Linked DNA regions of Homo sapiens: regions 1 and 2 are each linked to region 3. A link is a contact called in ENCODE Hi-C data. All regions are on one chromosome and are shown on one strand. Each heading gives the region's core, a stretch centred on a gene start or an enhancer-like site at or near the end of the contact. The rest is flanking DNA. Distances are from core to core; before and after follow the strand shown.

Evidence for each region. A loop is a pair of places that touch in the nucleus more often than their neighbours do. Pooled maps may share reads with other maps.
Region 1: a loop to region 3 is called in a map of pancreas, with 5 times the contacts of the local background. The contact joins two enhancer-like sites. A Hi-C loop is called at or near these places in 4 of 168 maps with a recorded cell type or tissue (IMR-90, ascending aorta, chondrocyte and 1 more) and 13 of 50 pooled maps.
Region 2: a loop to region 3 is called in a map of MCF 10A, with 28 times the contacts of the local background. The contact joins two enhancer-like sites. A Hi-C loop is called at or near these places in 5 of 168 maps with a recorded cell type or tissue (A673, IMR-90, MCF 10A and 2 more), 1 of 37 single-sample maps with no recorded cell type and 12 of 50 pooled maps.

The regions. Positions count from the first base shown.
Region 1 is chr21:38,375,338-38,378,451 of GRCh38, forward strand. It overlaps a transcript of ERG not described here. Among named protein-coding and RNA genes, the nearest start is that of LINC01423, 31 kb to the left of the region's middle. Within about 2 kb of position 1,412, at least 8 of the 41 ENCODE cell types and tissues checked have a DNase peak (open chromatin) inside an H3K27ac peak, as active enhancers do.
Region 2 is chr21:38,354,691-38,357,690 of GRCh38, forward strand. It overlaps LOC107985513 (a long non-coding RNA gene), which reads left to right. Exons shown (of 2, transcript XR_001755040.2): 2 at 1-1,244. Among named protein-coding and RNA genes, the nearest start is that of LINC01423, 10 kb to the left of the region's middle. Within about 2 kb of position 1,506, at least 3 of the 41 ENCODE cell types and tissues checked have a DNase peak (open chromatin) inside an H3K27ac peak, as active enhancers do.
Region 3 is chr21:39,136,336-39,139,255 of GRCh38, forward strand. No RefSeq gene overlaps it. Among named protein-coding and RNA genes, the nearest start is that of PSMG1, 46 kb to the right of the region's middle. RefSeq lists an enhancer at 906-1,813. Within about 2 kb of position 1,267, at least 6 of the 41 ENCODE cell types and tissues checked have a DNase peak (open chromatin) inside an H3K27ac peak, as active enhancers do.

The DNA.
Region 1 (3,114 bases), core at 162-2,661, 760 kb before region 3:
GGTGCATGCATGTCTTGTCTTGCATTAGAGATTTTTATGTACATTTTCCCTTTCTAGATTATAATCTCTCCAAGGGCAAGAACTCCCTAACACCTTTCTGTACCTCTTACATCATTGTGACATCAAAGATTCTTAGCAAATGCTTGTTAAGTAAATGAGAGCAGACATTCTTGCTCCCCACTGATTTTATCTTGGATGCTAATAATACAGTAACCTTATTTCCAAAAACCATTCCCACAGAGCCCGACACACCGTGGAACAAAAACTGAGAATTGGATTGAAGAACTGGATTGAGAAAAGGAAACACTTTGGTGAAATCACAACCTGTAAACAGACCTCAAAACATAGTGTTCACTCAACTGAAGCTGAACGTTCTATAGCCTGGGTTCATTTGGCTTGATTGCGCATCACTTGTTTACTTGGTGTGTATAACACTCCACAGGAGTCACAGGGTCCTTTTATAGGCATCTCTGGTCTGTTGTGGGCCCCGGGTAGTCATAGTCCCACTGTCTTGCTCATTATCCTCCTGCACCCCCAACACAACTGGACATCACACACTAACTTAACAATTCAGCCTCCTTCCAACTGTCTTACCCCTTCTATCTAGTTTCTTCCTGCCTTAATTAACTTCCTAGCATCATATGAATAATCATTTGTTTGTTTGCTCATCCTATTGTGGTTGCCCATCCTATGATCTTAACAAGTACTCAGCCTTCCTTGAATGAAAGCTATAGACCCTCTGTTAGTATTTTCTTTTTAATTGGGGTAGGGTGGCTTAGTGAACATGGACCTGACAGTGTTGGTTTAAAATCCAGTGACCATTGCATAGTTCCACTTTAAAATGCCCTATGTCACATTAGTGTGAATGCACAGAGGCACAGACAGGCCCAGGGTCTCAGGTTAGAAAATATGATGAGGGGAGGGGTTTCTTCTAAAGAGAACTGTGGAATTGTCGGATGTGAATCTGGGCCTGTTGTTCGTTTCTCGCTATGCATGTTTCCATGGGACGGACACTCAGTTGTTACTCTCGCTCTCTCCCACCACTTCCGCTCTCTTTCACAGGAAGAGGCGGGTCCTACCCTGATGGAAACCGGTTCTGGTCTCTGTCCAATGGGAGTCGCTTCCTGTCCTGCACCTTCCCAACCACATCAGTGAAAGGGTGGAAGTGCTGGTCTGCCCACTGCAGGCTTAACCCATGTTCTTCCTACTAGGAAAGGGACGTTTCCATTTTCATCCACCTGACTCCCGAGTTGGTTGCAAAGATGGAAGAAAGGAACAGCCATTTATTCTCCTGGAGGCAGGCCCTGCCGGACTTGAGAGGGCCTTTCCTCTGACCCTAAGCATCAGAGCGGATGGAGACAGAAAATCCTGAGGCCGCTGTATGGTGGGTCTCTTCACAGCCATGGGGCCCAGCCCCACTCGCCTCCACCAGGTTATGGCCCAGCAGCTGGGACTCCGTCCAGAAGAGCACCTGCAGCACGTATCCTGTGTTCTCCATCAAAGCGGCCTGGAGTCCGCCTGCGTCCCCAGCAAGCAGCACTCCCGCCCTAAAACCAAAGGGCGCAGCAAGGAAATGGGAGGGCTGCGCTTTGCTTCCTGTCTGATAACTACCAACAACCGGGCTTCTGCCCAGCATAGCTAGATAAGGGGAGGGCACTCCATTTGACATGCCCTGAAGACTGTCCAAGCGATGGCTTAGGAAGGCCATTCCAATTTCAAGTCCTGAAAGCTGTAAGATTTTTCTGTGACTTAGAGTGATTTATAACATAGTTTAACCTCTCAAAGCTTCACATCTGTAAAATATGGATAAAACTATCTCAAAGCGGTATTGTGCAAGTTAAATGAAAAAGATAGTGTATGCACATTGTTTGGCACTAAGCTATTATTATTATCAAAAGTAGTAGCAATTAGTATTATTGTTTAAAGGAGAAAATGATATCCATTGGGAGGCTCCTCTTTGGACCTGAAAGCTTAATATCTGGAATTACTTAGAACTGGAATGCCAGCCTCCGCCTCCTGCCAGCAGCCTGCTGCCAATTCTGATGAGACAGCTTAGAAACCATTGCCCTGATGCCATAGAAAAGAAGAGGACAGCTAGCCTTTTCCTTTCTCTTCACCCTTAATTTAAAAAGGTTGGGCAAGTTACACATCCACCCACCTCCAAACCTTTCAAACAAGTTTCAGTTATATTCTTGCCGAGTAGAAAAACCAAAAATTAATAAGAGAACTTACTTAAAATAAAAAGTTGTTAACATCTTGATACATCCTGGCTTTCCAGTTAAGAGACTTTACAGAATGGTTCGTGACTTCTACACCAAATTCTTTCTTGTATATTTTGTCTACACCCCACCCCTTCCTTAGCCTCAACCTCATGAGTGCAAATGGAGATCAGCCCTGGCTCCTGGCATCCCACGACGACTTGGAGGTGGAAATTGTTAGTCTGGAGTGGGATTGAGGGCCCCTGAGGCAGACTGACACTCTTTCAGCTGATGCATGTCTAATGCTGAGCAGGCTGTGACCAACCACCCTCAGGACATGTTTTTATGCAAGTGTGCTGTAGGGGGTGGTCTTCCTCATAAGTGAGAAAACATGAAAGCAAAGTTCATTTATCCCATCAGTTGGCTGCTTCTCACCATTCACCTGGGCCCTGCAGTGCTGAGAAAATAGGATGTATTTTAATCTCCAAGCAGACTGGACTCCAATCAATTTAGAGACACAGAGCCACAACATAATTCAATTTGGGGTGATTCCACTGTCTCTGTAATGTCTAAAGCCCTAATGTACTGCTGACTCTTAGGACAAACTGGCACTGATCAAGAGTGAGGCCACTAAGCCATCACTGATTTCAGACTCTCACCCCTGACTTTCTATGTATGGACAACACTTAATATTTCACAGAACCCAAGTTGCACTGGACCGAAGAAGACCTAAATAGCCATGTAGTCCATGTGCTGCCAAACACCTGGCAAATAGTTGCATGGTTGTTAAATAAGCACACCTCATATCCAGGAACTCCTGGACAAAGGCTGACCATTCCATCTGGACCTCCTCCAACTTCTAAAAAGCTTTCTCTTGAATTTGGCCAATGGGCATCCCTGCTGAGCCCACCTTTAG
Region 2 (3,000 bases), core at 256-2,755, 780 kb before region 3:
GAGAAGTGTGTACCTACACATTTAGTCCCAAGATCTCTTTCCAGGCCCTGTCCAGGTTCGTGGTGGAAGCCTGTCCTCTGCACACTGGCTTCCCCAAATCTTCCCATATTCCAGAGCAGGGGAATCCTTTCTCCATCTTTTGGCTCAGATCTACTGCGGAGTGTGGGAGAAATATTAAAAGTAATGATCCTTGATGGTTAAAGCTGCCTTATCAAGTTCCTGCCCCTGGGTTTAAATAAAGTCTCTTTTTCTGCCAGCTTTAGATAAGGATGGAGGGTGAGAGAAACAGACAGAGACAGAAAGAGAGAGAGAAGAAGGGAGAGAGGCAGAGAAGCAAGGACTCTATAGGGAAAGAAAGAGCTTGGACATTAATTCATTTTATGAATATTTGTTCTACTCTTCTTAAGAACAAGGTTTGTCCCAGGTGCCTTGGGGGCAAGAGAGAATTTAAGGGGTGGCAAGGGGCCACTGTCCCGCATCTTGGGGACGTTGTAGGCAGGCAGGTAGAGATGTGCTAAGGTTCCCGGGTCCTGGAGATGCCAGGCAAGTTGGAAAATGCAGAAGAGGAGGCTGGGGTGGACAGGGGTCATTTTGGCTGAAGCTGGTTATGAGAGGCTTAGAAGGTGAAAGTGTCTGCTGTGCTGGGCCCTGAAATGTAGGTCTTCTTGGCCACAGTGGGAAAGGGGAGCCCTAGAGGTCCTTGAACAGTCTGAGTGACAACACCTGGGCTGCCCAGCCCCAAAGGCCAAAACCAAGACACGTCTTTGTCCCAGAGGTTGGGCTTGGTGGCTGCAGCTGTGGATGCTGACCCTTTCATGGGCATGGGGACAGGTGAAAAGCAGGAGCGAGGCAGGCAGGAGTGGGTGCCAGCACCAGCCCACAGCCATGAGGCCTGTGCCAGGCCAGCCTGTGGGGACACTGGGTCCCCGAGAGAGACATGGAAGCTCCCGCCAGCAGGAGACTTGAAGGTGGTCAGTTCTGAAGTCCTCTCCTCCTTAGGCCTGGACCTGGGGACACAGGCTCCAGCCAGCAGCAGGAGCCCATGAAACTCATTTGTCCCAATCTTCTTCCCAAGTCTCAACAGCTTTCGGGGGGTTCTGTGACAGATGCCCCACTTCCAGCTCCACAGCCAGCCCTACGCTAACTCTGACAGATGAAAGGCCTCAGAATCCCCTTCTTCAATTGTACTGCACCCAACTTGTGGAAAGCAAAACAATATTAAAAATACTTTTTAAGAAACTCTAGAATATATTGTCATCAAAGTGATCACGGTTCTGCTTATTTTTGGTCATCGCAACCAATGTACTGAGCCCCCTTTGCCCAGACCCTAGCAGGTCCTGAGTCTCAGCGTCCACAAAACGAGGCTATGGCCCTTGGGGAGTTCCGTGCGGTGCCACAATTGGCCTCTGAGTTACTCTAGAGTGATAAACGCAGCCTTGGCAGTAAAATACCAGAGAGGTAATGAGTGCGGACTCCGTGCTCCCTCCGCAGGGGCAGGTGCGTGAGGCTCTAGCGCCACCTCGTGGGCCGTGGGATTCGTGCCCATCTCCTCCTGGGCGGGAGTTCCTCTGGAGCCAGGAACTCTTTGGGCTCAGGGTGTCTTTTTAGAAAAGCTTCTGACGTTGGTTCTTCTTTAGTGGACCTTCTCCGGTAAAACGGGGTTAACAACTCCAAACTTTTCCCCACCTAAAGGGATTGAAAGGCTGTTTCAAAGGAATTAGAGCTCTGAGACTGCAACCCACAAAACACACAATAGCATATACACAGAGATGCACATAGAAACATAGACACACAGGGACACACACCAGAGATACACACACACACACACACGGACAGGCAGACACAGGGCCACAAACACATACACAGAGATACACACAGAAACATATACACACAGGGACACACACCAGAGATACATACACAGACACACACGGACAGGCAGACACAGGGCCACAAACACATACACAGAGATGCACATAGAAACATTTACACACAGGGACTCACACCAGAGATACACACACACACGGACAGGCAGACACATGGTCACACACACACACACATACATACAGTGATATTCAACAAGGGAAGGGTGCACCCACAGGCTCAGTCTTGAGACCTCTCTCCAGGCTCCTGGGTGGGTTGGGGAAGCTGAGCCTCCCTGCCTGCTCATAGCACACAGCCTCCACAAATCTTGCTCTATTCCAGAGTGAGAAAGGAACGTTAAAACTGATGATCCCTGATGGCCAAGGCTGCCTTATCAAGATCCTGTTCCCGATTCAATAAGAAAAGATGCCTCTTGTGCCAGCAGCAGATAAGGCTGCAGCCCTGGGCGTTCCCAGGAGAGCGAACAATGGAAGCCCCCAGGATGCCTCTATATGAGGTAGGATGGTTACTTGCCCAGTCCCTGCCTGCCAGGCCCTTATCTGGGAGGCGCTGGTTCGGGTTGCACCCTCCTGTGTTCCTAGCGGGGGCTGCTGCACACCAGGCTTCTGAGGCCTTCCTGGTGGGGGTTGGTGGAATGGCGGCGGGGGGAGGGTTTTGACGGTGCATCCTGAAGTGCTCCCTGCACCTTTCCCAGAAAAAGAAAAGGATGCCATGAAAACACTTCACCCTAGACATGGTTTACCCTCGGGAAAGCTGATGTGAAAGAAGTTCCAGGGGGCCAGGGATAGAAAAGGATTTAGAAAGATGAAGGCAACAGACAAACGACACTTACAAAGTGCCCAAAGTCTGCAAGTCCTGATAGTCACAGGGAAGGACATCAGCTGGCGGGAAACCTCACCTTTTAGGCCTGCATGTCAGTCTTGCACTGCTGAGCTGTGTGACCCTAGGCAGGCTACTTAAACCCTCTGTGCCCTGGCATCTCCATCTACAGAATAAAGCTTCTAACAGCATAGGCCTCACACACCTGTGTGGAGACCCCATAAGTCGACAACATGTGTTTACCCGAGGAAATAAATATGGGTGCCCCTTTAGGCCTGTCCCACAGAGTTATACAGCTGA
Region 3 (2,920 bases), core at 17-2,516:
AAATGTACCCTCTGGTGGAGGATGTTGATAATGGCGGAGGCTGTGCATGTGTAGGGGCTGAGAAACCTCTGTACCTTCCACTCAATTTTGCTGTGAACCTAAAACTTCTCTAAAAAGTAAAGTCTATGAATTTAAAATATATACGCATATATATATATATATATATATATGACTATTCATGTTATTTGTTTCTGCCTCTGCAGTCAGGAGACACTTGCAACCATGTACACTTCCAACAGATACCATCTGCCTTCCTGCCACTTCTCATCCACCCCATTGTGAACTCACAAAACACATCCCAATTCCTTCCCAAGCTGAAAATCCGGAAAACAAACCACCTGTGTCCACCAGCATGCCACTGCCTCTGGTGCACCCACATTGCCTTCATGGCCCTGACACGGACTTGGGTTTGATGGACCTGGGAGTCAGTTGGCCCCAGGCCGGATGGCCCCCACTCAGGTCCTGTGTGTGCACATGAGTCCAAGAGACCCTGGGCTCAATTCTCAGCTGAAACCTGAACTCTGCAGGATGGGTCAGTCATCTGCCGCAGGCATTTGCCAGGCCTGGCTCACTGAGTCATAACGAGGTTAGTTATGTGACTGTCAGCCCTGGAGGGCAGGCAGAGGCTGCTCACATCCCTTTGTGGGGCCTTAGGGCTTCACGCTGGACCTGGACCCACACAGGAATTCCCTTAGTGTTTCTTTTTCTTTTTTTTTCTTTTTTTTTTTTTAAGAGAAGGGGTCTCACTGTGTTGTCCAGGCTAGTTTCAATCTCCTGACCTCAAGTGACCCACCCTCCTCGGCCTCCCAAAGTGCTGGGATTACAGGTGTGAGCCACAGCACCCAGCCTCAAACGGTCTTTTCTTTGTGACAGCATCCAGTCTCCTAGAATCCAGCTCCCAGCTATCCATGAAAACCCTCATGGCCTCGGCTGGAAGAAGAGAGCTGGCAGCAGATCAGACAGAAAGCACCAGACAGAACCCTAAGGCCATCACCTCCCACACTCCTGAGTCAGCAGAGGTCGCAGATAAAACCTGCCTGGAGAGGGCCCTCTGCCTGTGGGCTCTTAGCTCTCAGCTCTCAGCTCTGCAGCCTGGAAGGAAACCCAGGAGGTGTGAGTTGATGATTGCAGAGAAGAGAGCTGGGAGGTCAGCCCCTCCAAAGGTGCCTGCCCAGAGCGCGTGGGGTCACATATGGAAACCATTTCTGGGGAGGGAGAGCGGGAATCTGGAAATGAGGCCACACCAGGGGGTCCGGCCATGAATACAAGAAGGAAAGCCTTGTTGAAGGGAGGCCCATGGCAGACACAGCTCAGTGGAAGGAGGAAAATACTCAGCATTCCAACAACTTCTAGTAAGAAATCTTAAAAAAACGGAGAAATCCACGCGCTTGTGGTTTTAATCAATGCAACAACGCAACAGGAGGCTGGCTCAGAGCAACGCGAGGATGAGGCAGGGCCCAGAACACTGAGGCCTAAATGTGGAGCACACCAGTGTGGACATGAAAAACTGGCAGTGTGATCTGAGACCACTCAGTGGCCCCTTTAAGTGGTGACAATTTCCACCCAGAAGAAACGGGTGACAATTTTGAGATCCTGATTCAATAGGTTCCCCACAGATCAGTTTCTCCTCGGAGAACAGAACCTCCTGAATCTTAAGAATATTAATATCTCCAGGGCTGAATGTCCCAGCACTACTGATAAAGAACAGCCTCTTCCAGGAAAAGGAGCAGTTTTTTATCTTTGCTAATAACCAGCCAGTCTCATAAAAACTGGGAGGGAAAAAAAATCCTTAAAAATATTTACTTAAAAAACAATCAATAGACACACTAAAAAGCTCATGCATACTGATTTCTTTGATGTGTTTTTAATTGCTTAAGGGTCTTTGTAGAAAAATGAGCAAAGAGCATTATTTATACATTTACATATTTAGAAGAGAGCAGGTTAAAAACTCCAACTTCACCAGCAGCAGCAAAGAACCTTTGTTGAGCAATACTGTCCCCTTGTGTCCAATCTTCACTTAATGCTTTCCTAAGTTAAGTACAGCTGCTTGATGGGACATTCTGCAGTAGTAAACGACTTCTACATTTTGCTGCCCTTTAAGACTTGCATTCCTGCAGGAAACATGCATATGCAATACCAATTCTAAGTAAGGGGAAATCTGATTTAAGAAAATTGGCCTCAGGTATTCATGATGGAGTTCACAGCATGGGAAAATGTGGGCCATCGATGTGGTGAAGAAAGCCTCACTTCCATCCCAGCTTTTTCACTGTTCCCCACGAGTAAGTAAGTGAACGGCAAATGTGCAAGGGAGTTAAAGTGTAAATTCCTCCCGGCCCATATAATTGACTTGCTGAATTTTTGCAGTAACAAAAGACTGCTGTTCAAAACATTTCCAGTGACATTTTAAGACTACCTATAAAGAGAAGTTCGGGCCGGGCGCAGTGACTCACGCCTGTAATCCCAGCACTTTTGGAGCCGAGGCGGGCGGATCACGAGGTCAGGAGATCGAGACCATCCTGGCTAACACGGAGAAAGCCCGTCTCTACTAAAAATACAAAAAATTAGCCGGGCGTAGTGGTGAGCGCCTGTAGTCCCAGCTACTCGGGAGGCTGAGGCAGGAGAATGGCATGAACCCGGGAGGCGGAGCTTGCAGTGAGCCGAGATCTGGCCACTGCACTCCAGCCTGGGCGACAGAACAAGACTCCGTCTCAAAAAAAAAAAAAAAAGAAAAGAAAAGTTCGCGTTGGTCATTTTTGTGCTGTTTATGATGTATAATCATTGGCACTGTCCCCACAGTGTCTTAATCCTGATATTCAGCAAATATTTATCCAACAGGGGTTTACTTATTTATTTTTGAGACAGATTATTATTTATTTATTTATTTATTCACTCGTCACCCAGGCTGGACTGCAATGGCGTG